Linked DNA regions of Homo sapiens: all the other regions are linked to region 1. Evidence: chromatin contacts called from ENCODE Hi-C or POLR2A ChIA-PET data. All regions are on one chromosome and are shown on one strand. The core of a region is the stretch at or near the end of the contact, and the rest is flanking DNA. Distances in the headings are between cores, read along the strand shown.

What was found. A loop is a pair of places that touch in the nucleus more often than their neighbours do. ChIA-PET counts read pairs that join two places held with the same protein, here RNA polymerase II (POLR2A). Pooled maps may share reads with other maps.
Region 2: a loop to region 1 is called in a map with no recorded cell type, with 3 times the contacts of the local background. The contact joins two enhancer-like sites. A Hi-C loop is called at or near these places in 2 of 37 single-sample maps with no recorded cell type and 8 of 50 pooled maps. POLR2A ChIA-PET finds 5 or more read pairs at or near these places in 2 of 52 experiments (both activated T-cell).
Region 3: a loop to region 1 is called in a pooled map, with 2.3 times the contacts of the local background. The contact joins two enhancer-like sites. A Hi-C loop is called at or near these places in 4 of 50 pooled maps. POLR2A ChIA-PET finds 5 or more read pairs at or near these places in 3 of 52 experiments (Panc1, activated naive CD4-positive, alpha-beta T cell and common myeloid progenitor, CD34-positive).
Region 4: a pooled map shows a loop between it and region 1 (2.6-fold over the local background). The contact joins two enhancer-like sites. A Hi-C loop is called at or near these places in 1 of 37 single-sample maps with no recorded cell type and 6 of 50 pooled maps. POLR2A ChIA-PET finds 5 or more read pairs at or near these places in 2 of 52 experiments (both activated T-cell).

What each region holds. Positions count from the first base shown.
Region 1 is chr4:159,201,692-159,204,513 of GRCh38, forward strand. All of the region lies in intron 3 of RAPGEF2 (Rap guanine nucleotide exchange factor 2), which reads left to right. Among named protein-coding and RNA genes, the nearest start is that of MIR3688-1, 74 kb to the left of the region's middle. Within about 2 kb of position 1,465, at least 3 of the 41 ENCODE cell types and tissues checked have a DNase peak (open chromatin) inside an H3K27ac peak, as active enhancers do.
Region 2 is chr4:158,809,644-158,812,388 of GRCh38, forward strand. All of the region lies in intron 1 of FNIP2 (folliculin interacting protein 2), which reads left to right. Among named protein-coding and RNA genes, the nearest start is that of FNIP2, 42 kb to the left of the region's middle. RefSeq lists a silencer at 1,214-1,508. Within about 2 kb of position 1,253, at least 30 of the 41 ENCODE cell types and tissues checked have a DNase peak (open chromatin) inside an H3K27ac peak, as active enhancers do.
Region 3 is chr4:158,895,318-158,898,091 of GRCh38, forward strand. FNIP2 (folliculin interacting protein 2) reads left to right here. Exons shown (of 17, transcript NM_020840.3): 16 at 433-548. All of the region lies in intron 4 of SPMIP2 (sperm microtubule inner protein 2), which reads right to left. Among named protein-coding and RNA genes, the nearest start is that of FNIP2, 130 kb to the left of the region's middle. RefSeq lists a silencer at 1,180-1,474. Within about 2 kb of position 1,319, at least 4 of the 41 ENCODE cell types and tissues checked have a DNase peak (open chromatin) inside an H3K27ac peak, as active enhancers do.
Region 4 is chr4:158,825,718-158,828,417 of GRCh38, forward strand. It overlaps FNIP2 (folliculin interacting protein 2), which reads left to right. Exons shown (of 17, transcript NM_020840.3): 2 at 199-325. Among named protein-coding and RNA genes, the nearest start is that of FNIP2, 58 kb to the left of the region's middle. Within about 2 kb of position 1,359, at least 10 of the 41 ENCODE cell types and tissues checked have a DNase peak (open chromatin) inside an H3K27ac peak, as active enhancers do.

The DNA of each region.
Region 1 (2,822 bases), core at 215-2,714:
TGATAGGCTGTGAAGAGGGAGAAGCTTCGGAAGTTGTCCCTTTATCTTTTGGTTGGAGGGTGTTGGTGAGACCGCAGATACAGGAAAATAAAGGTGTTTTTCTATTTTTTGGTCATGGGTGGCTGGCCCTCTGGAGTTCCTTGTGGTCCCCATGTAGTTATTGGAACCTTTGTTAGTCTTCATTTTATTTCACTTTCTTGTTTTATAGGCATGTGATCAATAGCCCTCGATGATGATTCCTGTCTCCTTTTCTCCAGATGCCAACAGCTTTGTCTTTTGAATGTGATACTGTGCGGTATTACATCCTGGATAGTATAAAGTGACCTTTCTAAAATAGCACCAAAATTGGTATTTGATGCTATATGTGGTTCTCAGTTGTGCCGAACCTGTCTCAGATAGCTGTGTCGTGTGCTCGGCTCAGCCACTGTTTCTGGACATTTTGCCTATTCTTTCTCACAAAGCAATCGCCATCTTTTTGCTTCTCTGTTTTAATGACCTTGTTAATGCTGTCCATGTGAAGCATTTAGAGGAGCTTCCTCACTCCCCTGGGCCGCTTCAGGCTTGGCCATATTGCACTTGCTCTGCTAGAGTGGGAGGAGTCTCTTCTTGTACCCCATACACCCTCCTTGTTTCATATTTTGTCAGGATCATCTGGGAAAGCACTAACTTCTAGTTCCAGTTTGCTTAGATTTTGCATGGGCACCATTCTTTCTGTTTCTGTTTATTGCTTCTCCACTCCCGAAAACCCCCCAAAACTTAGATGGCCATGTTTGTGGCTGTTGGGAGTCTTGTTTTGAGCTGATGGTCTTCTAGGATCAGCATCCTTTACCCACAGCCACTTCCGCAACGCCTGCCGCTCTGTTTTCTTTCAACTCTCTTTTCTCTCCTTGTCAGTCCCCCTTGGCTTTTCTTTCTTTCTTCGTTTTTTTGGCGGAGTTTTGCTCTTGTTGCCCAGGCTGGAGTGCAGTGGCATGATCTTGGCCCACTGCAACCTCCGCCTCCTGGGTTCAAGCGATTCTCTTGCCTCAGCCTCCCGAATAGTTGGGACTATAGGCACCCACCACCATGCCTGGCTAATTTTTGTATTTTTAGTAGAGACGGGGTTTCACCATGTTGGCCAGGTAGATCTCAAACTCCTGACCTCAGGTGATCCACCTGCCTCTGCCTCCTAAAGTGCTGGGATTACAGGCGTGAGCCACTGTGCCTGGCCTCCATGAGCAACCTTTTTGGCTGACTGGGCCTCACTTAAGTTTTCACATTGTATTAACAGCTGAATGAAGTAGCATTTTCACAGTTATTTTCTTGCCCTCTAATAATTGTCTTTGCTGATTTAATCAGTTTTCTTTGGACTTAGTAGTTTTTTGTTCTTTCAGTTCCCTTGTCAACTTCAACTTGATCGCTTGCATTTACTGGCCACCTCCTTAAATGAGAATGTGGAGCGGCACACACAGCTCTTTCCCATGGAGAGAGTGCCACCTTGTGGATCTCTAGGATATTGCCGAGGAGGCTCTTAGATCCTGGCTCCATTTTTCCATTTACTGGTAAACTGAAGTTCACATCTTTGACTTTCAAGCACTTTAATACCTTACCTGGGTTCCTGTCTATTCAGTTCATTAATTTACTTATTAAGAAAATATTTGAGTGCCAATCAAGCATTATGTAGTGTATATATTGGGGGTACTTAAGAGTTAGAGGAGTTTAAAAACTATTGAGGAGAAACTCCCAATGTGAATAATTATGACGTTCTGGCACCTGCGTCACGTGAGCATGTACACAGGGCACTGGGAAGCTGGAAGAAAGCGACTCACTTTCCTTGGAATATACCAAAACACTTCTCAGAGGAGGTGATAGTTAACCTGGAACTAGAAGGATGAGTAATAAATTTACAAGAGAAAATATACTATTTAGAAGCTAGACTGCAGGTTTGTTCAAAACCTTTGTGGCATAGGTGGAAAAAAAAATGTGTGGCCTGGCCGAACAGGATGAAGTTTGCAGCATAAGGAATGTTGGGGTTGGGAGCAGAAAGCAAAGCTGTAGGTTGGTCCTTTCAGAGACGATCGTAAGAGAGGAAAGGAGATGAGGAAGATGAAGAGAACTAGTATTTTTTGTTACCATCATGCAAGGTACTGCATATATATTGTTTCATTAAATAAAAGGAGCTCTGTGAAGAAGGCATCAATGTCTTCCATTTTGCAGTTGAGGAACTAGAATCTCAGAATTTGACTTTACCACGATCACGTGGCTAGCGTGGAAGAAGGAATCTGTGCTCCAGAACCTGCGCTCTTTGCACAGCATTTCCTGCTTCCTTCATGGGCTCTGCCAGGGGGTTTGGACCTTCTCCTGTGAAGGACCATGGGGTTCATCAGAAGGATGTCATCTGATCCGATTTACCTGAGCAAATGATCACTGAAATGTTTCCCAGCTTCTACTAGGCATGATGCGCAGTTCCTGCCTTGAAAGGAAGTTCATTGTAGTTGGAAGAAGATGCTCAGGAATAAGAAATCATTACAGAAAAACATAAAACAATGAAATTAGATGGGCTAAGTATTTTAGAGTTTGGAAAACAGTGAGTGAGAAGATTTTCTTAAAGTAGTAGTTTTTGAGCCATCTCTTAAGGTACAGTGGGATGTAGAGGGTAGATGGAGAGAGGTAAACATCTTGAACAGCATGGCAGAGTTGGAATGAACAGAAGGAAAGCAGCCTGTCAGGAGCAGCAGGTTATGTTGAGGGGTAGTAGGAAGGAAGGTGGGAGAGGTGAGGGGGTCAGATCAAGTATTTCCCTCATGCCCATTATTCTTTGTTTAGACTTGGGATAATGCTCA
Region 2 (2,745 bases), core at 3-2,502, 390 kb before region 1:
TGGGACTTGCCACACATATTTGTGAATCATTGTTGCTCTGGTGGCAAGAGAAAACTTGCCATGTCTTTAAAGTATACCCCTTACACACTGAAAAGGAACTGAAACAGAGCACTTCAGAGTCAATTGTGCTTTACAGTTTCATATCTTGAAATTTGAATTCAGAAGAAATTCTCTGTACTGCTTTAGAATCACCAGGATGATTCTAAATGAGTATATCCATTTTATGTACATTTTTAGATGAGATAATTCTATTAAAAAAGGGAAGTCCTTAGATTGTCTGTGGTAGTTACTTAACAAGAAAGTAAGTACAGAAACTTGAGTGCATTGTTCCCTGGTGAGCTGCTTCACATAGATAAGCTGACCATGATTTTATGACCAGTCTTTATTTATAGCAGTTGGGATTACTGACTAGGAAATATAAAAATAGTCACAGATTTAGAGAGAGATATGCTAAGGCAACAGACCAAAGAATTCTGAAGAGTATAATAAAAGGTCATTAAAAGTAAGCGTAATGCAGGTTTGTAGGAATGGAAAGAATGTTTCTCACTGCTGCTCCTGGAAACAGTGTGAAAACCACTCTACCCTGATGCTACTTAATAGAAAATGTAGCAGTTGGACAGGTTGAATGAAGTGGGTAGAGAGAAAAAACAAACCCTAGTCAGCTGATGGTCTTGTGCTTTGTGACAAGCTTCACAGAGAGGTCGTAAATGGTTGGGTGTGACTCTGATGGGTTGGGTATTGTGGTCACACGTTCTTCTGCGCTTCCTGCATTCCTTCCCTTTTTACTGATTTTTACGTACCATGAGAATTTTTCTTTGACTAGTTAGAAGAGTTTATTTCTGCTGGCTGAGGGTAGAGATTTTGAGATATAATTCCAGACTGATAAGAGTGAATGAATCAAGGAATGCAGTGTTGTGTCTGATTTAGGGTTCAAGAACATTTGTCTTTTCCCTCTGAGGATACATCACTTACTAGGAATAAATCAGCAATCTTAATATAGGAGATTTTCATAGACGCTAACAACTGACATCAGCTTTTGTCTCGGTCATATTTGGATAAGCATTGATGACATAACAGGGTAAAGCACTTGTTATTAATCACCATAGCTAACTGTGTCCAGAATGACAGTGTTCCAGGCAGAAGATGAGGTTAATCCAGCTCTGGAGTCTGCAGGCCAGTCACTGACTGGGCAGCTTCTGAAGCCTTTTTTCCTCAAGTTCTGCTCAGCTCTGTGCTGAAGCGGAATGCTGGCTGAACTGGTCCCCACATCCCTGGTTCTCCTGTTATGACTCCTGTGGTGAGTCAGGCTCTGGCTTAGCCTTATCCTTTTATTGTTACAGTAACAAAAGCCAAATAATTGCTGAACAGTGATGTAGCAAGCCCTGGTGGGAATTGGAGAGAGCAATAACTTGTGACCCATCTAAGATTATAACTGTCAAAAGTCACCAAAGAGAATCCACCCTGTGGGTTATAAAAACACCCAAGGTTCCTGGGAATATTCTTATCTTTTATGAGTTCCCAAGGGGATATTTAGGTATCAGGTGTACACCCATCCATCAGCCTTATGTCTTTAAGGGTTTAAGAAAGGTTTTTTAAAAAAACTACTTTAGGTTTTTACAGAACAGATGTGAATGAAAATCCTTTTTTCTCACTATGCCATATCCTTTCACTTTCATGCCTCACCCTGTCCAAAGGCAGAAAAAGGAACTTAGTTAAGCTATTTTCCCACTTACTGATTTTCAGCTCTAGCATATGAGAACCTAGACTTAATACCAGATAAAATGGAAGGGACTTTGACTTGGGGATCTTCTCTACCCTGATTTTATGATCTGAGGGTCTTCTCTGCCTTAAAATCAGTGTCTTTGGGCACATCATTTCATCTCTCTGTTTTTGTTTTTTAAATAATATTAATTAATAATAATAATGATGGTAGATTGGAATGGTGTTTCCTGAGCCTCAACTTCAGATCCACTGAACCGAATTCCTAGAGGTAGAGCTTGTGAAGCTTTGTTGATTACACACACACACACAAACACACACAAAACTTCTGGGGTAATTCTAACAATGAGCCAAACAACTTGGAACCAGTGGACAGGTAGTGTCTGAAGTCCCTTCCAGCTAACATTCTGATAATCTGTCAGTGATCCATGAGTCCCGAAGTTAGAGAAATATAAAGGCTGGGCCTTGGGTAATCAGGGGAGTTAAAACTAGCTCAGTGGTAATCTTTTCCCATGTGAGCGAACAAGCCACGCGGGTGTTTGAGGAAGTACATTTTCAACAGAGAGAACAGGAAGTACAGAGATCTTAAGGCAGGAACATGCCTGGTGTGCATCCTAAAAAGAATATTGCCTCAGGGCAAAGATGATTTGGATTCAGAAAGTAAATGATCCTTCGTGGGAATGTGAATGGGGTGGAGGTGTACTGGTGGATGGTTTAGCGGCTGCACACTGTGATATGAGAGGGAGGCAGAGGTCACTGCCCCTAATATCTTTCCCACTGGACCTTGCTTGATGGCAAAAACTCCTATTATTAAATTCTCATTTCTTTCTATTTAAGCATTATTCTCTCTAGGCAGTAACTAATGTCTTACTGTGAACTATCTTAGGGGAACATTCCCCTCTGTCAGTAGGAGCAAGACCACATGTGACAGTTGGGTACATTCTGTAGAGCAGTGTGTGAGGACTGACCCTCCTTTTTCCAGCCGGGTAGATAGAACAAGGAGGAGACGGCCTGTAATTCTGCTGA
Region 3 (2,774 bases), core at 69-2,568, 310 kb before region 1:
GTTTACTAAATTATTTATAACAAAAATGCAATTTGCTATGTGGTTACGTGTAAATTCACATTCTCAATATTGTTTAGCTATAAAAATTATATCAAGAAGTTCTTAATATGGGAAAGGATTATTATAAAGTTTTTTAAAGGCAAGAAACACTTTTGGAATGATTTCAACTATGAAAAAAATACTTGTTTAAAAAGACTAGAATAATACATATGTAAATCTTAATAGTTAGCAAAAGTAAACTTTGTTTTACAAGAACCTATTCTTATACCTGGTAGTGGTAGGGTTTGAGATGGCTTGTGATTTTTTAAGTGTATTTGAAACTGATGAGATAAAAGCTGTGTAGTTAGAAATGAATTAAGAAAATTCTGACTCTTAAAATATTGGCAGAGATTTGACTTCTAGCCCTCATTGTGAATGTTCTTGGCTTTGCAGTGCATCATGCATCTTGAAGATAGACTACAGGAGATGTACCTTAAAAGTAAAATGCTATCTGAATATCTCCGGGGACACACACGAGTCCATGTGAAAGAATTAGGTGTCGTACTGGGGTGAGTTCTGTGAAGTGCCGTCACTTGTCCCTTTGATAGGTATCCCTAGCATTGTACCCACTAACGTGTTTAGCCTGTGTCACCCTAAACCTCAGGCCCTGGTAACCCATCAAAGTATGTGGAGTCCATCAGATACGTGCCTCTGCAACTCCCCAATGAACAGCATGTTCCGTTATCTGATACTGGGTTTCACACCTACAATCAATCGCAGGACTTTAGGCTGGTCGTGCTTTGTTGCTCTTCTCTGTGGATTATCTTATGCTTGAAAAGAAAATTTAATCCCACACTGCCCGTTTCTAGTAACTGAATAAGATGCTGAAGTCACAAGCTGTGGGACATGCAGCAGCAGCTTGTGTTTACATTTCACTTCCTGGAGGAGGAGTAGGTTGGCACATTCCACCTGGTGGCAGGAAAGGCCCTTCTAGGCTTGAGGAGCCTGCCTGCGTGTCTGTGGGGGGACAGTGCTTTCCTTCCTTTATTATAAGCCCACCAAAGAGGAGACTTGTATGTTACTAAAAATGCCTATCATCCTCCAGAGGGTATTTGCTATAACTTCTCTAGGGGAAGTAATTCTTACTTCTGTTTTACTGTCAGCTTGATTTTTCAAAAGAGAACAAAAAGACATTGTACATTTGGGGAACTGCCCCCGCTTATCCATGATGATGATTCCCCTCACTTGGGAGAAGAAAATATTTATAATGTCGACGTTTAAATTATCTAAGCCTCCTAAGAGACTGGGGCCTTTGTGTTTTGCTTAGATTTCTCATCTTTCACACCCAGAATGTGACGCCTGTGTTGTTCGGCTCTTGGCATTTCCTGTCATAGATTATTCTTACATACTTTATTTACAAAGTATTTCCCCCTTATGAGGTGTTTGCTTTTGCAGTTAACTTGCAACATGTCTCTTTGTCGTTTTTTTTTTTTGCTTTTGTTTATATCTCTCTACCAGCCTCATACTTCAATCCTGCCTTATTAGTTTTTTTTTTATTATTATTATACTTTTAAGTTCTGGGATACATGTGCAAAACGTGCAGGTCTGTTACATAGGTATACACGTGCCATGGTGGTTTGCTGCACCCATCAACCCGTCATCTACATTAGGTACTTCTCCTAATGCTATCCCACCCCCAGCCCCCCACCCGCCAAATAGGCCCCGGTGTGTGATGTTCCCCTTCCTGTGTGTGTTGTCATTGTTCAACTCCCACGTATGAGGGAGCACATGCGGTGTTTGGTTTTCTGTTCCTGTGTTAGTTTGATGAGAATGATGGTTTCCAGCCTCATCCGTGTCCCTGCAGAGGACATGAACTCATCCTTTTTATGGTTGCATAGTATTCCATGGTGTATATGTGCCACATTTTCTTTATCCAGTCTATCATTGATGGGCATTTCGGTTGGTTCCAAGTCTTTGCTATTGTGAATACTGCTTCAGTAAACATACATGTGCGTGTGTCTTTATAGTAGAATGATTTATAATCCTTTGGGTATATACCCAGTAATGGGATGGCTGGGTCAGATGGTATTTCTAGTTCTAGATCCTTGAGGAATCGCCACACTGTTTTCCACAGTGATTGAACTAATTTAGACTCCCATCAACAGTGTAAAAGTGTTCCTATTTCTCCACATCCTCTCAAGCATTTGTTTTTTCCTGACTTTTTAGTGATTGCCGTTCTAACTGGTGTGAGATGGTATCTCATTGTGGTTTTGATTTGCATTTCTCTGATGACCAGTGATGATGAGCTTTTTTTCATATGTTTGTTGGCTGCATAAATGTCTTCTTTTGAGAAGTGTCTGTTCATATCCTTCACCCACTTTTTGATGGGGTTGTTTTTTTCTTGTAAATTTGTTTAAGTTCTTTGTAGATTCTGGATATTAGCCCTTTATCAGATGGGAAGATGGCAAAAATTTTCTCCCATTCTGTAAGTTGCCTGCTCACTCTGATGATAGTTTATTTTGCTGTGAAGAAACTCTTTAGTTTAATTAGATCCCATTTGTCAATTTTGGCTTTTGTTACCATTGCTTTTGGTGTTTTAGTCATGAAGTCTTTGCCCATGCCTATGCCTGAATGGTATTGCCTAGGTTTTCTTCTAGGGTTTTTATGGTTTTAGGTCTTACATTTAAGTCTTTAATCCATCTTGAGTTAATTTTTGTAAAAGGTGTAATGAAGGGTTCCAGTTTCAGTTTTCTGCATATGGCTAGCCAGTTTTCCCAACACCATTTATTAAATAG
Region 4 (2,700 bases), core at 109-2,608, 380 kb before region 1:
CATATGGCCCTTTGGAATCCACATACAAGGCTATCTGTCCCAGGCTCACTGGTGCCCCAGTTCTGAGGGGATCACTAGCCCTGCATGCTTGTGGCCTTTTGATGTGCACACAGGCATGGTGACTGGGAAGCTTATCTGTCTGTGATCATCTCATGTGCTGCAGATAACATAACTTCTTTTGCCCTTTTTAATCCACAGTTGGTCATGTTCGGAGTTTGACCTGAATGAGATTCGCCTGATAGTTTACCAGGACTGTGACAGGAGAGGCAGACAAGTCTTGTTTGACTCTAAAGCTGTTCAAAAGATTGAGGAGGTGACAGCTCAGGTATGAAATGCTGATTTGCTTTCTCCTTTTCTTTTGTGCTTTTAACCACCCTTCTGATCAATCATTTATTAATCTATCATCTTCTCTTTGAGTTATATTATACAGTGCCATTAATGGTTCAGAAGAAACATAAGCAAGCATTGAATCCTTTAATCAAAGCCCTACCCCCAACAGGCATGAGTATGCTCACTGCTAAACACAAGTGAAACTGTTAGCAAGTAATCATGGCAGGAGCTAAGCAGTGTACTATTAATAGTACTAGAGGTAAATTTGCTGGTGAGTTGCAATCCAGTAAGATTTTGATGCCAAGTGAGTGCCTCAAATGTAATGGGAAAGCAGAACTCTAAAATTCATAAAGTGATAAAGTGTTAGTGTGAAGATCATTCTGTCCAGTGTTTCTCATGGATAATAATAAGTAGCACTGGGTTAAACAAAATTAAACAGCTTTGCTTATTTACAGGACTTCCATATGCAAACCTGCATTGTTATCTTCAAAAAGGATTGTTTCTCAAACCCTTCTGACCAGGGGAGCTTTTATTTATTTCCCATTTTTTTTGTGGAGAGTTGGGTGGTAGTGGTGGTGGTGGTGGTGGTGTAGGGTGGGCGACAAGCAATGGGTAGAGTGAGGATAGAGCAGCTCTTGATCCCTTGGAACCAGAATGGGAATGGTAAAGTAACATGTTTAAGGTGAGGAGAGTCTGATCCTTTCTGGGTCTTTTTTGGATATGATACCAGGGTACTTGTAAATTCACTTTAGACCTTTCATTCTCTTTTCAGTATTTGTTCAGATGCCTACAAATTAAATAAATCCACTTGTATTCATTCTTTTTATGTTCAATAAGTTGCTACCCATACTGACCAAATACTGGCAGTTTGTAGAATGTGCAGCTAAGTAAATGAACAGTTTATAACGCAGTCTTTGTCTCATCAGGGCCAAGGGGTTGTTTTCCTGCTTTTGATAAGGATCATTTCTGCAGGAAGGAAGTGTTTGGTTAAACACAGTTTAGCTGGGTGGATTCCACAGTGTTTTAAAGTGGAGTTCTGCCAGGTGGCTAATCATTACAGTAGTTGTTGGGCTTGTTAGGTAGGTGAAGGGAGGGAGGGGGAAACCAAGAAATCTCTCAGGTGATTCACTGTAGGCTTTCCAGGTTAGATTTGTAACAGAAATTTAGGTGAGCCAGCACTTGACCCTTTGGTGGACAGGAGATGGTTTACCTCTTAGTTTCTTGAATTATTTCCCATTTCTCTGAAGGCCTCACATGGATGGTCTAGTTGAGCAGCTATCACTGGGGCTGCTCATAGTGGTGGCAGGTGGAGGGGAAAAGAAACACAAGTTTTCAAAAGGAACTGGAATCTTCAGTGTACCAGAGCACTGATAATGCTGGAATCTGGAAACATAGGCTTTCTTAGAAGCATTCATCTAACCAAAAAGGCATCTTAGGTTCAGGAGGTTTGTAGCTTGCCCAAGGCTACAAAAGAATCCAGTCAGTGCTCTATTCACTACACCAGGTGGTTTCTCCAATTATAGACTGTTCAGCATTGTACTCCAGCCAAAGGGTCTAGCAGTCTGAAGCAGTGGCACCTCGTGTCACTTAGGCCCTCTGAGGGGCTGTGTTTCTGGCTTAAGTGAGATTGAGTAACAGCTTTATCTTTAGCGTGTTGAGGGAGTGCTGGGTGCTCAGGAATAATCAAGTGCCACTTTGAATGCCATCATTGCTGGAGTGACAGTTGTGGTCCAGCACATTTTGTGTTTTCCTTACGTTCTTTTCCCATTTTCAGTCCCCACCGCCCCAGCCTCCCTTGGCAAGCACAAAACGTCATGAGTTTGTATCAAGCACATGACTGCAGGCATTTGCATTAGACCACCAGTGTGACTGTCACATTGGAGATTAGATAAGCTGCAATTGCATTCATGTTTTTTTCCAAGCAAAAGCTACACAAGGAAAAAAAAAAGGCAAAGAAGACTCAGAATAGAAATAACTTATCATAGAGGGTGCAGGAAGCTTCTGTAGGGAGTAATATGTTTGGGGAGAGGTAAATATTAATAAAGGTTTATCCTTATACGTTTGTCACTGTGATAAAAATTAGTGGCAAACTCTAGGGAATGTATAGTAGAGCATCCTCTGTTGTCTTTAACCTTTGAAGACCATATTTCCATCACATGCTATGTAATTCACAGTAGCTCCTGTTTCAGGGTTTTGGTTTCATCCCTTACAAATTCAACCTCATGATTTTCCTTCCTGTTACCTTTAAAGGAGTAGTAGAGGAGGTGTGTCATTAAAAACACAAGTAGGCCGGGCGCGGTGGCTCACGCCTGTAATCCAGCACTTTGAGAGGCTGAGGTGGGCAGATCACGAGGTCAAGAGATCAAGACC